Regions from separate parts of the Homo sapiens genome. Here region 2 is linked to region 1. The links are chromatin loops, found by intact Hi-C in ENCODE. Cell type or tissue: heart left ventricle. All regions are shown on one strand. Links, peaks and the distances in the headings refer to the core of each region. The heading gives the core; the rest is flanking DNA.

Region 1 (8,333 bases), core at 257-8,256:
GGATACAACTGAGATTCAGCTTTTCCTACAAGAACATGAACATCTATATTAAATTAAAAAAAAAAAGACTTTCCTGAAGTTGTTATTATTATTTTTTGAGACACAGTATCACTCTGTCGCCCAGGCTGGAGTGCAGTGGCGCAATCTTGGCTCACTACAACCTCCGCCTCCTGGGTTCAAGAGATTCTCCTGTCTCGGCCTGGGATTATTGCAGGCATGAGCCACCATGCCCAGCTAATTTTGTATTTTTAGTAGAGACGGGGTTTCACCATGTTGTACAGGCTGGTCTCAAACTCCTGACCTCAAGTGATCCGCCCGCCTCATCTTCCCAAAGTGCTGGGATTACAGGCATGAGCCACCGCGCCCAGCCTGAAATTATTTCCTAAATATTAAAGTGGCACTAATTTAAATATACGCATTTCTCAGTTGGACAAGAAGCATAATTTCCAGTGTGTTTGTAGAATACTTGACTGTATCACTGGTGGAAGTAAAAACTGATACAAGCTTCCAGAAGACAGCTTGGCTATATAAATTAAAAGCTATAAAAAGATTAATATAATTTGACCAAGTAGTTGGTTTAAGGAGATCTTTTACTACCTGTTATTTAGCTTCTTTTTAAAATTACAGGTTATGCCAGGCGCGGTGGCTCACGCCTGTAATCCCAGCACTTTGGGAGGCCGAGGCGGGTGGATCACAAGGTCAATAGATCGAGACCATCTTGGCCAACATGATGAAACCCCGTCTCTACTAAAAATACAAAAATTAGCCGGGTGTGGTGGCAGGTGCCTATAGTCCCAGCTACTCGGGAGGCTGAGGCAGGAGAATCACTTCAACCCAGGAGGCGGAGGTTGCAGTGAGCCAAGACTGAGCCAATGCACTTCAGCCTAGCGACAGAGTGAGACTCCGTCTTAAAAAAAAAAAAAAATTACAGGTTGGGCGTGGTGGCACATGCCTGTAATCCTAGCACTTTGGGAGGCCAGGGCGTGTTGGCGGGCGTCTGTAATCCCAGCTACTTGGAAGGCTAAGGCAGGGGAATCCCTTGAACCCGGGAGGCAGAGGTTGCAGTGAGCCGAGATCATGCCACTGCACTCTAGCCAGGGCAACAGAGTGAGACTCTGTCTCAAATAAATGAAATAAAATAAAATAAAATAATTAGCCAGCATGGTGGCATGTGCCTGTAGTCCCAGCTACTGAAGAGGGAGGATTGCTTGAGAACAGGAGGTCAAGTCTGCAGTGAGCTGTGAGACTGCGCCACTGCACTCCCAATTAGCTGGGACTACAGGCGCCTGCCACCACACCCGGTTAATTTTCTGTATTTTCAGTAGAGACAGGGTTTCACTGTGTTAGCCAGGATGGTCTCGATCTGCTGACCTCGTGATACTCCTACCTTGGCCTCCCAAAATGCTGGGATTATTATAGGTGTGAGCCACCGCGCCCCGCCCGAATTGTTCTGCTTTCTGTATTTGGGAGGCTATTTTCCTAGTCTTTCTTTCCACTCTCACATTTTATTTCATCTCCAGCAATACACCCCTACTAAAAGTTTTCTAATAAATATATTTCTAAAAAATATAAGGACCCCATTTTCGTTGGAAAAAAATGTGGCTAGACAAAAATATGGCATGATATACATAGAACATTAACATTATATATGGGTAGCAGATTTGTTAAAGTCAATTTTTATCATTTTTTGTTCTTCTATATCTTCTAGAACAAATAGGTATTACTTATTTGCTCAGTTCAGCTGATGTTAGGGGAAATCCATTATCATGTAGCTTAGAGAAAAGAAAAAAATGTATTGAGAATTTATGATAAGCAACTTATTGCAAAGGCTAGGCTTTGTAGTTGGTATGCTGTGAGATCTGACTAGCAGGCATGACCAAAAATATCGTGACTTTACCTTTATGACCCCTCCTAGTTTAGCATCAGCTACTGCCAGCGGTTCATGGGCTTCTTTTACTATTTTCTTCAGAACTTTTTTCAGCTGCTTATTGATTTTGCCCTCCATCAGAGCTGTGAATGCTTTTCAAGAAAAAGAAAAACAAAAGCATTAACTCTCAAATTTTTAACTTTGAGACCTTGCCCTAGTTGACACTTAAAAAAATAAAATAGGCCTTTCAAAGGGCTTGAATTTAATGTTACTTCTGAAATGAAATGATATATGTTTTATAAGTTACATGTTTCACAATTTCATTTGATCTTCCCACCCTCATTTTTGCTACAGAGCCAGGGGTAAAATCAGGTCCAGGGTTTCTTTCCTTCTCACAAGAATCTTCTCATGAACTCAAGGGAGAATCATGAAATCTTAGAAACAATCTTTTTGGGAAGACAAAACAGACTCACTTTCCTTTGTCATTTCAAATAGACTGTCCTGAAATATCCTAAAATCACATCAAAACTAGTAAAAATGAGTGTAATCATTTTCAAAGTTCTGCCATAATATAAACATGTTTGAGTGAAGGCCTTAGCTTTGCTTGTATCTCCACTTGTACACCTCCAGCAATGTAAAACTTAGTAGCAAAGGCTGCCTATTCTATTTTGAGACCGCTGGTATTTCTGGCAAGTTCTAAATCAGCTGCTTTATATTTCTCACCCTTCCTTAGACCTATATTCCCTTTTTCTGGACCCACACGAACTAATACCTCTTCTGAAATTTATCTGACATTTGACTGAGGTAAAAGTATGCTTGGGTTACCCAGGCATGGTGGTGTGTACCACCAGCCTGGCCAACACGGCGAAACCCTGTCTCTACTAAAAATACAAAAATTAGCTGGGTGTGGTGGCATGTGCCTGTAGTCCAGCTACTGGGGAGGCTGAGCTGGGACAATCACCTGAGCCCAGGGAGTTCAAGGCTGCAGTGAGTCATGATCATGCCGCTGTACTCCAGCAGCCTGGTGACAGACCCTGTCTCAACAAAACAAAAACAAAAAACATAAAAAGTATGCTTGGGCTGCGCGTGGTGGCTCAAGTCTGTAATCCCAGCACTTTGGGAGGCTGAGGCTGGCAGATCACCTAAGGTCAGGAGTTCGAGAGACCAGCCTGGCTAACATGACGAAACACTCTACTAAAAATACAAAAATTAGCTGGCCCTGGTGGCTCACGCCTGTAATCCTAGCTACTCGGGAGGCTGAGGTAGGAGAATCGCTTGAACCCAGAGGTGGAGGTTAAAGTGATACCGTGACATTGCACTCCAGCCTAAGTGACAAGAGCAAAACTCCATCTAAAAAAAAAAAAAGAAAAAGAAAAAGAAAAGAAAAATGCTTGGCAGGAATGAAGGTCTATCAACAATTTCCAAGGTCAGGCAGTTTGTGCTTAATAAGTCAGGTCTTGCTCTTCCCTCCTGATCGTATATCCATTCGAATTATGATCAAATGGATAATCCCAGCACTTCAGGAGGCTGAGGTGAGCGGGTCACGAGGTCAGGAGATGCGACCATCCTAGGCAACATGGTGAAACCCCATCTCTGCTAAAAATACAAAAATTAGGTGAGCGTGGTGGCATGAGCCTGTAATCCCAGCTACTCAGGAGGCAGAGACTACAGTGAGCTGGGATCGCGCCCCTGTACTCCAGCCGAAGATCAGTATCAAAAAAAAAAAAAAAAAGACTTGCAAGTTGAAAACACAATCAAGAATAAAAATAAACCACTTCATGCAAATAGCATATATGAATGTCTGAGACCAATACAAATTCAACATCACACCCCAACAGACCCTATTTCTTTATTTAAAAAAAAAAAATGATGGCCAGGCACGGTGGCTCATGCTTGTAATCCCAGCACTTTGGGAGGCCAAGGCGGGTGGATCACCTGAGGTCAGGAGTTCCAGAGCAGCCTGGCCAACAGGCAAAACCCCGTCTCTACTAAAAAATACAAAAATTAGCTGGACATGGTGGTATCACCTGTAATCTCAGCTACTTTGGAGGCTGAACCCAGCCTCCTGGGAGAATTACTTGAACTCAGGAGGTGGAGACTGCAGTGAGCCGAGATCATGCCACTGCACTCCAGCCTGGGTGACAAAATGAAACTCCATCTCCAAAAAAAAAAAAATCTTTTTTGAGAGGGGGTCTTGCTATATTGCCCAGGCTGATCTTAAATTCCTGCCCATCTTAGCCCCTCAAAGTGTTGGGATTACAGGTGTTAGTCACTGTGCCTGGTCTCATCAAACTCTAAGGCTATGAGGTTTAAAATGTACACTGTGACATTTACAGCCATTTAGTTGTGGTTCTGTCATGTCAAAACTGCCTTATAATAGGCAGTGAGAACTGAATTCCCAGGGGAAGGATTCTGCTTTCTTAATTAGCTGATGTTCATTTAACTTTCTGGTGAAAACAGATAGGAAAAGGCATTGTAAATGTTTCTATGACAGCATTCCTGATAAAATTCACTATTTTCATTCATTTTCCCCAAAATATTTATTATAAACCTTCTATAGCTGTATACTTTGCTAGCGTCTAGGAATTTGACAGTACAGAACAGTCTCTGCCCTCATGGAGCTTAGACTGGGGGGAATTGACTTTAAATTCTCAACTACTATGGCATTTTGTCCATTTACTGTACACTACTTAATTTTATGTTATTTTCCAGAAGGAGTCTCGCTCTGTTGCCCAGGCTGGAGTGCAGTGGTGCAATCTTGGCTCAGTGCTATCTCTGCCTACCAGGTTCAAGTGTTTCTCCTGCCTCAGCCTCCCGAGTAGCTGGGACTAAGGTGTGTGCCACCACACCCGGCTAATTTTTGTAATTTCAGTAGAGACGAGGTTTCACCATGTTGGCCAGGCTGATCTTGAACTGACCTCAGGTGATCCGCCTGTCTTGGCCTCCCAAAGTGCTGGGATTCCTGGCATGAGCCACCGCACCCAGCCTTATTGTACATTATTTTAAATAATACAAAGAAGCTAGGTAAATGAATCTGGAAATACTGCTTAAATTTCAAGTTTTATCATCTGTAACATAGAGATGATGGTTATCTGCCTCACAGGATTCAAGAATTAAATAACAATTATGAAATCATAAGCATAAATCTGACAATCAGTATGTGCTCAATATATTAGGTATTAATAGTAAAAACCTGCTTGTTTGAGCAAAAGCTTGGCTTGTCCATTTAATACAGTTTAATAAGGACTGGCCAGATATATCCCAAGCAGATTAAAGATCGTATGCAAAAAGGAATTCAGAAGAGGCTACTTGAGATCAGGACTAGGAACTGTTCATATCCCAGTCTATGTCAACAACACCCCCTAGAGTTTGAATACAGCTAACACAATCTTGCTTGGAATCTTACCAAATGTTTACCCATACTTAAAAGCTGTGATGAACAGGCTATCTTTTTAAAAATTCTCCAAGTTAATATTACCACAGTTTTTTTTATGGCTGTATATAACTCTAATTACTGAAGAGTTGGTGAAGCAGCCCTAGAACTATGTTTATAAAACAAAGAAACTGGCCCTATGGGTCTTCCTTCAGCCTACCCCTCTGCCAAGGTTAGGGTGGTCTGTTATGTTCCAGCATGTTTAGTTGGATTCCAAATTTTCAGACAAAAACTGTACCTTTCTCCTGTGGTTATTTAACAAAATTTTTTGCATCTGTCATATTCTTGCCCAGCTTTAAGCCATATTCTTCCTCACGGTCCTTCATTTTCAAACTACACCGCCAAATAGTTGGCTGATTTGTGATAAAGAATTCAGGCAGTTGAAAATTTAATGATTTGGGCTTTATATCTGCTCTTCCTGTTTTCCCTAACACTTAAAAAAACAAAACTGTAAGACCTACTGCAGTCAATTACAGTAAATAAACCCGATCACTCTGTTGTCCCGTGATGAAATCTAGTTGAAGAGTATGAGTCATCCATTCTTCTGAATCTTTTAAAAATAACACCTCTGTCAGTTTCTGTATAACTCTGAATATTGATATGTTTTTTTGAACTAAAAATCTATACCCCCAGAAGAGCTTTTTAAATTATTTTTCAACTGTGAATCCTGGCTGTTCTCAGGATTACAACTCTACCCTTGGATTAAAATGAGGAGAGAGCTGTATACTTGACCACATTACCTTGGTCCCTTGTAGAACACCTTTTACTGAATTGTGCTTCAGCATTATGTTGCTGGTTTCCACAGGGAGATCAACTTAACCACTTCTCACCTCTCCTCACACATGGGGAAAACCAGCCCTATGGTGAAAAAAGCTAACTCAATGTTGTCTCAGTGGTAGTGACGAATGAGTCAGATCACTTAAATTCAGTTCCAATAAGAATGCATCATTGACAACATTGAATAAGGTTAACACAGGCAACTGAAGCAAACAACCTTTTAAACAAGAAAAACAAACGGCTAAGACTTAATTTTTTCAAAAAAGCAAGCTTCTAATTTTTTACTTTACCTGCTAATGCTTCTGCTGTATCCTGAAATTTCTCAAAATGTTTTAGCTTTACTCTAGAATTAAAAAAAAAAGAGATAAACATGTTATTGGGGGCAGTGCGTTGATTCAAAAGCCACATAACTTGGAAAGAAGTGCTTGACTGTTTCCAAAGCACACACCAATAAAACATGCCTACCATTGTGTATCAGGGTGTGAAGTTAGATATTCTTCATACAATTACTAGTTTTTCTAAATGTTAGGCTAGTAATGCTTGGATTATTAAAAGAAAGTTGTAGGCTTTGGAGGAAATTTTGGCCAAGAGTAAAGATGTTGAAGCTTTAATACAAACCCCTGTTGCATAAAGCTGTACAGAGATGACTTTATTATACAGCATAGAATTGACTCAAGAAAACGTACGTGAGTCCTTTTTAGGAATCTCATGATATTCATTTGTCTATCCTGTACAAATGCCATTAAAAAAAATAGCTTATTGTCAGGTCTCATTCTTGTTACATCCTAACCCTTTATGGTTTTTTGTTTTTTTTTTTGAGACAGAATCTCACTGTCACCCACGCTGGAGTGCAGTGGTGCGATCTCGGCTCACTGCAACCTCTGCCTCCCGGATTCAAGCAATTCTCCTGCCTCAGACTCCCAAGTAGCTGGGATTACAGGCATGTGCCTGTGCCACCATGCCTGGCTAGTTTTTGTTTTTTTTTTTTGAGACAGAGTCTCACTCTGTCGCCCAGGCTGGAGTGCAGTGGCGCAATCTCGGCTCACTGCAAACTCCACCTCCCAGGTTCATGCCATTCTCCTGCCTCATGCCATTCTCCTGCCTCAGCCTCCCAAGTAGCTGGGACTACAGGCACCCGCCACCACACCTGGCTAATTTTTTGTATTTTTCGTAGAGACGGGGTTTCACCGTGTTAGCCAGGATGGTCTCCATCTCCTGACCTCATCATCCGCCCGCCTTGGCCTCCCAAAGTGCTGGGATTACAGGCGTGAGCCACCGTGCCCAGCCCCCATGGCTGGCTAATTTTTTTGTATTTTTTAGTAGAGAAGAGGTTTCACCATATTGGCCAGGCTGGTCTCAAACTCCTGACCTTGTGATCCACCCACCTCGACCTCCCAAAGTGCTGGGATTACAAGCGTGAGCCACCGTGCCCGGCCCCCTTTATGTTTTTGAGACAGGGTCTCACTTCACTCTGTCACCCAGGCTGGAATGCAGTGGTGCAATCACAGCTCACTGCAGCCCTGACTTCCCGAGCTCAAAGGATCTTCCAGCCTCAGTCTCCCAAGCAGCTAGGACTATAGGTGTGCACCACCACACCCAGCTAATTTTTGTTTTTGGTAGAGATGGGGTTTTCCTATATTGCCCAGGCTGGTCTTGAACTCCTGGGCTCAACTGATCCGCCTGCCTTGGCCTCCCAAAATGCTGGGATTACAGGTGTGAGCCATCACGCCCAGCCTCAGGGTAGTATTTTATCCAGAAAGAAACATATAGTTGATTCATCGTTGTCTCAGTGGTAGTGACGAATATTGAGTCAGATCACTTAGATTCAGTTCCAAGAAGAATACATCATTGACAACAACGAATCAGATTAACCCAACAAAGCATATAACCCTTTAAGAAGGAAAACTAGTCTTCTAGTTGCCTAAAACAGTGTCATCTTTTTTTTTTTTTTTGGAGACAGGGTCTCACTCTGACACCCAGACTGGAGTGCAGTGGCGCAATCTCGGCTCACTGCAACTTCCGCCTCCCAGGCTCAAGGGATTTTCCTGCCTCAGCTTCCTCCCAGTAGCTGGGATTACAGGCATGTGCCACCACGCCCGGCTAATTTTGTGTTTTTAGGAGAGAGGGGGTTTCACCATGTTGGCCAGGCTGGTCTCGAGCTCCTGACCTCAAATGATCCACCCACCTTGGTATCCCAAAGTACTAGGATTACAGACATGAGCCACCACACCAGGCAACAGTGTCATCTTAAGCAAG
Region 2 (8,333 bases), core at 45-8,044, 220 kb before region 1:
GTACTAGAGCCTGCTTTAAGGTTTTAAAGGCTGTTTCTGCTTCTGGTTCCCATTCGACTAGATGAGTATTTGCCTTCTGGGTTTCCTTGATTAGAGTATAGAGGAGCCTGGCTATCTCGCTGTATCCAGGGATCCATAGTCGGCAAAAGCCGGTAATTCCAAGGAACCCCCTCAAATGTTTTAATGTCTTAGGGCGAGGATAAGCCAGTATAGGCTGTATTCGTTCCTTGCTGAGGGCCCTGGTCCCTTTGGCTAAGATTAGGCCTAGATATTTAACCTGCTGTAGGCAAAGCTGGGCCTTCGACCTAGACACCTTGTACCCTTGATTAGCTAGAAAGTTCAAGAGATCTAGAGTAGCCTGCTGGCACGAGGCTTCCGAACTGGTAGCCAAAAGTAAATCATCCACATATTGAAGAACCAGAGTGCCTGGACTTGAGAAGTGGCTTAGATCTTGGGCCAGTGCCTGACCAAACAGATGAAGGCTATCCCTAAACCCCTGGGGCAAGACCATCCATGTAAGTTGGGACGTGTGGTCTGTGGGATCCTCAAAAGCAAAGAGAAACTGGGAGTCAGAGTGCAGGGGAATACAGAAGAAGGCATCCTTGAGGTCCAGAACCGTGAACCATTCTGCTTCCTCTGGTATTTGAGAGAGCAGGGTATAGGGGTTGGGTACAACTGGATATAGTGGAATTACTGCCTCATTAATGAGTCTAAGATCTTGCACTAGACTCCACTGACCGTTTGGTTTTTGTACTCCCAGAATTGGGGTGTTTCAGGGACTCCTGCATTTCCTTACTAAGCCTTGAGCTTTCAAATGTTTAACAATATTCTGTAATCCTGTATGAGCTTCAGGCCTTAAGGGATATTGCCTTTGATAAGGAAAACTGGTGGGATCTTTTAACCTGATTTGGACTGGGCGGGCATTTTTTGCCCTTCCAAATTGTCCTTCCAATGCCCAGACTTCAGGGTTGATTCCCTCCTCAAGTAGGGGACAACAAATGGCTAACTTGTTCCCCATATTCATGTAGATAATAGCTCCAGCCTTGGCTAATATATCCCTCCCTAATAACGGTGTGGGACTTTCAGGCATAACAAGAAAGGCATGTGAAAAGAGCAAAGTCTCCCAATTACAACTGAGGAGGTGGGAGAAATACCTGGTTACAGGCTGTCCCAGGATTCCTCGGATGGTAACGGACCTTGAGGACAGTCGTCCAGGACAGGAGAGTAACACTGAGAAGGCTGCGCCAGTGTCCAGGAGGAAGTCAATTTCCTGGCCCTCAATAGTTAAACATACCCGGGGCTCAGTGAGGGTGATGACATGAGCTGGCACTTGCCCCGGGCACCCTCAGTCCTGTTGTTGGATCATCTGGTTGGGCCTTCTGACCCAGGGAACCTTCGTCCTCTGGGGCAGTGCACCTTCTAGCGATTGCCTCGGCATAGTGGACATGGATGAGGGGGCAGCTTCTTTCTCATTGGACAATCTTTTTTAAAGTGTCCTAGTAAACCATACTGATAACAAGACCTACCAGGTGATTGGCCTACTCCATTTTCTGTCCTCTCTGAACCACCAAGGTTTGTTTGTCTGAGGGCCATGACTAAGGCTGCGGCCTTTCTCTGATCTCGCTTTTCCTTTTGGGCCTGTTCCTCTTGGTCCCTATTATAGAACACCGAGGTTGCCAGGTTTAATAATGCCTCTAGATTTTTGTTCAGGGCTCAGGGCTTGCTTTTGGAGCTTTCTCCTGGTATCTGTGGCTGATTGGGTAATAAACTTATCTTTTAGAATCAATTGACTCTCAAGTGATTCAGGTGACAGGGGAGTATATTTTCTTAAGGCCTCTCGTAGCCGCTCGAGGAAGGCAGAAGGATTTTCTTCCTTTCCCTGATTTATGGTGGACATCATTGAATAATTCATGGGCTTTTTTGTAATTCTCCTTAGTCCTTCTAGAACACAGGTCAACAGATGTTTACGACTCCAGTCCCCATGATCTGAGTCAAGGTCCCAGTGGGGATCCATAATGGGGATGGCTTGCTGACCAGTAGGGAATTTGTCCCTTTCTTCAGCTGTCATTCTATCATTTACTTTACTAAGATACCAGGTATCTCCAAACTCTCGGGCTGCAGCTAAAGCCGCATTCTTTTCATTAAAGGCCAGGGTTTGATCTAACAGTAGCATGACATCTCTCCAAGGGAGGTCAAAGGTTTGCCCTAGACCCTGTAGGACATCTATGTACCTATCAGGATCATCTGAAAACTTCCCCAGGTGTGCCTTGATCTGCTTTAAATCAGAGAGGGAGAAGGGGACACGTACCCAGGTTGGGCCAAATTCCCCTCCCCCTACAGCTTGAAGGGGACATAACCGATAGCCCGGGGGTTTTTGTGGTCCTTTGGAGATTTCTTTGCTTATTTCCTTCTGGGCAGGGGAGATTAGAGGAGGATTATCATTAATAGGAAGGGGAGCTATAGGGAGGCTAGGATATGGTGGTAAGCTGAGAGGTCCTCCTGTGGGATGTAAATTGCAAGCTTTGCATAGTTGTATATTCTCCCTCAATGAAAAGAAAGCTCGAACATAAGGTAAGACACTCCATTTGCCTTCCCTCTTAGAGAAAAGGTCAAGCTGCAGGATAGTATTGTAATTTGTACTGCCCTCAGGTGGCCATTTTTCCCCATCAGAAAGAGAATATTGGGGCCAAGCCGTAGTGCAGAAAAAAATGAGCCGCCTCTTTTTCAGGGTTTGTGGGTCAAATTGGTCCCAATGGCTTAGGATGCATTTCAAGGGTGAGCCTGTTGATGCCTGAGTGTTTCCCATCTGAAAGACAAAACCGCCCGTGGTTTTGGTTTGTTTTGTTTCTCCCCCTGCCCAAGAACTCGCAACGGTCCCTGGACCCTGCTGATCGGAATAGTTGTGCTCACCGACGCAGCAGCAGAAACAACCCCTGCCCAAGAACATGCAACTGTCCCTGGACCCTGCTGATCGGAATAGTTGCGCTCACCAATGCAGCAGCAGAAACAACCCCTGCCCAAGAACCTGCAACGGTCCCTGGACCCTGCTGATCGGAATAGTTGCGCTCACTGACGCAGCAGCAGAAACACTAGTTTTCCTCCCAGACCACATGGAGGACGGAGGAAGGTCGGATTTAGTGGTCCTTACCGACGCATTCTTGAAAACCTGCACCCTTGCCTGTCCTCCTAGACCACAAGGAGGACCGACTGAGAAAAATCAGATTTAGTGGCCCTTACCAACGCATCCTCAAAAACCTGTTAAGAGTCCTAAGCATTCTCCTGTTAGTCTTGGGACTTTACCCCTGTCCTATAAAGATGTTATGCCCCAAAAATGAAGTGGAGGGCCACACCCTGAGGGAGGGAAGGGATCTCCAGGGTTGGAAGAGTGACACCTTTTGTCCTCACTTATATGAATAGGAAGGATACAATTTCTAAGGCTCCCCATATCCTAGCTTCAGGAATAGCTTTTGTTAGGCCTGTTAGTCTGAGGAGGGATCCTAAAATTCCAGGTAGTCCCCACTGTGACAGGGCTTTGGGCAAAAATTATGTCTTTCTGATTGGTGAGCCCAGGTGCCTAAAGAAGGTAACAGAGTCCTGGAGTTTATACTAGAAATCATTCTTATAGGAGAAACTAGAAAAGCACCAGAGACAGGTAGCAATTTTTAGAAGTGGGTCTAATTAGCCTCAGAGAAAAGAGGTGAGAGGAAGTTTGTCTGGCAGGCATTAGGACCCAGGGGGCAAGGGTCAGGATAGATACGATAGATGGGCAAGTCTCACTTGGGTGACATGCCTTTGAGAGTTCTGCCCATGGCCGCAGGGTCAACCAACTTGTTGTTGGGACCCCGGAGCTGCATGGCTTTCCTCTTTGTCGACCCTTGACTCAGTCCAGAAGTACAGGAAAAGCGGAAGCTGGTTCTAGGCAAACCAATGGTCCCAACTCCGAAGAGTCGGGGGTTGTTAGAGAGCCCTTTCCCAGAAAGCCTGACACCCGTGTCTTTACTCTGGCAGCTGCGCTAGTCACTTTTAACTGGCCAATAAGGTGCCCGGTATTTAGCCCCCGAATTCTAAGGAAAGACAGGACAGAATAGCAAGCGAAAGGGGTCCGATGGTACTCACTGCTTGCGGATAGGTGATGCTCTCACCGCTCAGCGATTGTCTCACCGCTTGGCAATGGGACTGGGCGCCGTGGAGCAGGGGGCGGCACTCATCGGGGAGGCTCGGGCCGCACAGGGGCCCATGGAGGGGGTGGGAGGCTCAGGCATGGCGGGCTGCAGGCCCGAGCCCTGCCCCGCGGGAAGGCAGCTAAGACCCGGTGAGAAATCAAGAGCAGTGCCGGTTGGCTGGCACTGCTGGGGGACCCAGTGCACCCCCCGCAGCCGCTGGCCCGGGTGCTAAGCCCCTCATTGCCTGGGGCCGGCAGGGCTGGCCGGCTGCTCCGAGTGCGGGGCCCGCCAAGCCCATGCCCACCCGGAACTCCAGCTGGCCCGCAAGCGTGGCACGCAGCCCTGGTTCCTGCTCGCGCCTCTCCCTCCACACCTCCCTGCAAGCTGAAGGAGTGGGCTCCGGCCTCGGCCAGCCCAGAAAGTGGCTCCCACAGTGCAGTGGTGGGCTGAAGGGCTCCTCAAGTGCTGCCAAAGTGGGAGCCCAGGCAGAGGAGGCGCTGAGAGCGAGCGAGGGCGGTAAGGACTGCCAGCACGCTGTCACCTCTCAGTAGTTCTGAACATTATTTTTTCCCCATAGGGTCAAAAGGCACCTAAGTATAAGATTGTAAGTGAAAAAATAAGGAACAGAAATGAGGTATTGGTGGTTTTTCCATTTTTATTTGCATGTGGATTTTCAATATAAATGTGGGACATAAAGCATTAATGCGGGTCAAAACATTTCAGTGAACAAGTTTTAGAAGTTCAACTTCATAACAATTATTTAATTTGTTCTTTTGATTTTTTTTTGTTTTTGTTTTTGAGACAGGGTCTCACTTTGTCGCTCAGGCTGGAGTGCAATGGTATGACCATGGCTCACTACAGCCTCAGCCTCCCAGGCTCAAGCGATCCTATCACCTCAGCCTCCCAAGCATCTGGTCTCATGCCACCATGTCTGGCTAATTTTTATTTTTTGTAGAGACAGGGTTTTGCCATGTTGCTCAGGATGGTCTCAAACTCCCGGGCTCAAGCAATCTGCCTGTCCTGGCCTCCCAAAGTGCTGGAATTACAAGCATAAACCACCATGCCTGGCCATAACAATTATAAATAAACCTGTTAAATTTTTCTGGATAATGCCTGCATTTGGATTTTTGGAAAATAAGTAAATTTCTTATTGACAGCAACTAAATGATGTTTGCAGCATTTTAATCATAGAGTAGGTTCCATCTGTTCACTCTACTTTTTTGAGTTGTCCTACATTCAAGCACGTTTTTAACGCTGTCTTTTTGCTGTTCCTGTTTGTTACTAAAATACATTAAACTATAAAATAAAAATAAGTGATCTTGTAAGTGACTTTTAAGGTCCTCCTACTTCCAAAACTCTGTATAATGAGTCTTCTCATACAGTTTTTTGAAGGCTCAGCATTCTTTGCTTTTATTCTCAAATTTATAAAAGAAAATTTAACAAAACTTTTACATTAAACATTCATTAATTCAAAATCTGAAATGGATTATTAATTCATATATTGGAGAGAATGAAAAAAGTTTTAAAACATTTTAAACATGTTATAGTGCTGGGAAGGGAACAGTGTGCCCTCCTTAAATGACACGGAAGTGGGGAGGTAAGTAATGGGTAGAGAAAGGTGCGTCCCTGACTAGGGCTCCACCCCAACAGACCTAGGTGAGGACAGGCACTCCTGCTTTCCCGTCCAAATGTTGCATTTCCAAGACCACCCGGACCCGCCATGTCCCCATCCTGGGCCTATAAAAACCCGAGACCCTAGCAGGCAGACACACAGGCGGCCAGACGTAAAGAGGAGCACATCGGCGGAAGAAAGTGGCTGGTCGTCGAGAGGAGCACGCCAGCAGAAGAGCACAACGATAGGCACCCGCACGCCGGCAGGCCGTCGACAGAACGACAACGACGCGGAGTTTGGCTGGGGCAGACGGAGGAGAGCCCTGGCCACCAAGCGGCCCAACTCCAGGAGAAAACCATCTCCCTTCTGGTTCCCCCATCTGCTGAGAGCTACTTCTACTAATAAACCTTGCACTCATTCTCCAAGCCCAGGTGTGAGCCGACTCTTCCCGTACACCAAGGCAGGAAACCCTGGGATACAGAAATCCCTCTGTCCTTGTGATAAGGAAGGGGGTCTAATTGAGCTAACACAAGCCGCCTATAGATGGCAAACTAAAAGAGCACCCTGTAACACACGCCCACTGCGGATTCAGGAGCTGTAAACATTCACTCCTAGACACTGTTGTGAGGTCGGAGCCCCACAGCCTACCTGTCTGTATGGTCCCCTAGAGGTCTGAGCAGCGGGGCACTTAAGAAGTGAGCCACACCCCGCATCACGCACCCTGTCAGGACAAGGGAACTTTTCCCATTTCATTATAAACCATATGATTGGTTAAATTTCAAATAAAAACTTTCCAAGCCTCTGTCACATGGTCTAAAAATATGAGATCCCTGAAAAACTGCCAGGAAAAATATTTCAATATGTGTATTCACGTGTACGTGCAAAAGAGGCCTTTAACTAGAAAACTCCTATTTTTTGTTGTCTATTTCTTCAAAATAAAAAAACCTTTTTACATAACATATGCTACATCTATGTTATACCTGAATTGTCTTGTTCTCCTACCTCTAATAAACCCTCTTTTTCTTCCCTATTAAGTTTTCTCAGTTAAATACTCAGCCAAATGTAAACACTACTATGTATGCCTGTGCAATAGTTGGGCTTATACAAGCAAACACTTCCTGAATGCAGAACAGACAGGGAACCTCTGTCTGTCTCATTGGAGCCTGGGATGTTTCTGTTTACAAATCCTGGAGCCAGGCGGGGGCCACTACTGGAGGCGTTCTGTCTGTTTCCTTGCTACACTCAGCTTTTGTCTGGGTCTGTGTCAAAGAAAGAACAACATTGTAACATGTGCAGCAAGCAGCAAAGGGAAGCTTAAATATAACACACTAGTGGTTATGTCAGCTCCTTAATCTTTTACCACTGTGTAGAAAGGCAAATTGGGGATTAGTTTTTGTAGTTTTCAAGCAATGTAGCTTTCATACAAGTAGAGAAAAACATTTAAATCCAAAACGATGTGATCAGTTAAGTGAATTCATTAGCAAAATAATCCAAATTGTTATGATATTGTTTCTGTACTATGATTTATTGTGGAGCTCAATGTTTTGAACAAATGTTTTTATAGGAAATAAACGTTGCTTTTAATTAATATGTTTGGAATGGCAGTAATCATAATCAGACTAATGTTTACATTTAATGCCCTAAAAAATTGAGAGGGGGCAGATTTCTTGTTTTTTCAAACAAGTAGTTAATACTGAATATGAAAGACTGGTTTAAATTTAACTTGTTAATCATTTTGAATAGATCTAGCTTGGAAGAAAAAGCAAAAAATAACAACAAAAAAAATAGCCCATACTTGGCTAATTGAATCAAGGCATTCGATGAGTGAATTATGAAAGAAACAGTGAAAAACTGAAGAAGAGAGAGAAATAACAGTCTAAAGTTAAATTCCACCCCCGCCAAAAGGTTAGAAAAGACATGAAAAAATGGGAAAAACATTCAGTGCCCCTCCTCCTTAACTTTTAGCTCCATAAGTATTTACAATTTTAATTTCTTTAGAGTGTATTTTAAATAGCTATTTTATGATTAGGAGAGACAATTTCAGCAATTTGTTTATTTTATTAAAGAATGAATTAAAACAGTTAATTATATTTGATTGGAATAAAATCATTAAATAAAAAATGGAAAGATCACATTTAAGTAAACAGACTAGGAATTTTAAAAATACAAGAAAAATAGAAGAATTAATTTGCAGACCATTGTACATCAAAACATTTCATCGAAGAATAAAGAAAACACCATTAAATATGCTCTCAAAGTATTTTTGGTATAATTCTACTTTAATTACCTCTATTGTACTAAGATTGTACTTTTTAGATATGATAGAACAGAGTCTGTTACTCTATACAACTTTAAAAAAAAAGTATTTAATGATTCTTAGAAAACACCAATAACCTAATTGAGTAAGAAATGTCCATTTAAGCCTAAAGTTACCACTAGAAAAATGGAAACCTAGTCACTATAATAGTCATTATTTAAAACAAAACAAATTAAAAATAAAATTCACAATACAGAAAATTCACGAGACTCACAATATAGAACTAAACCAAAGACTATGT

Evidence for each region. A loop is a pair of places that touch in the nucleus more often than their neighbours do. Peaks named below come from ENCODE experiments on the same cell type or tissue, not always from the same donor. Only the 100,000 strongest peaks of a DNase experiment are listed, where the experiment ranks them.
Region 2: it touches region 1 in a loop (2.0-fold over the local background); 3 of 110 quality-filtered maps call a loop at or near these places.

What each region holds. Positions count from the first base shown.
Region 1 is chr2:202,276,037-202,284,369 of GRCh38, reverse strand. NOP58 (NOP58 ribonucleoprotein) reads right to left here. Exons shown (of 15, transcript NM_015934.5): 3 at 6,368-6,420; 4 at 1,898-2,019; 5 at 1-25. It overlaps SNORD70 (small nucleolar RNA, C/D box 70), which reads right to left and starts at 7,939; the gene lies at 7,852-7,939. It overlaps SNORD70B (small nucleolar RNA, C/D box 70B), which reads right to left and starts at 6,257; the gene lies at 6,183-6,257. In heart left ventricle, for the core only: a CTCF peak has its summit at 5,227; no DNase peak of the experiment used is centred there; H3K27ac peaks cover 495 bases.
Region 2 is chr2:202,493,105-202,501,437 of GRCh38, reverse strand. The region is part of intron 3 of BMPR2 (bone morphogenetic protein receptor type 2); the gene reads right to left. Among named protein-coding and RNA genes, the nearest start is that of BMPR2, 120 kb to the right of the region's middle. In heart left ventricle, for the core only: no CTCF peak of the experiment used is centred there; a DNase peak (open chromatin) is centred at 4,169.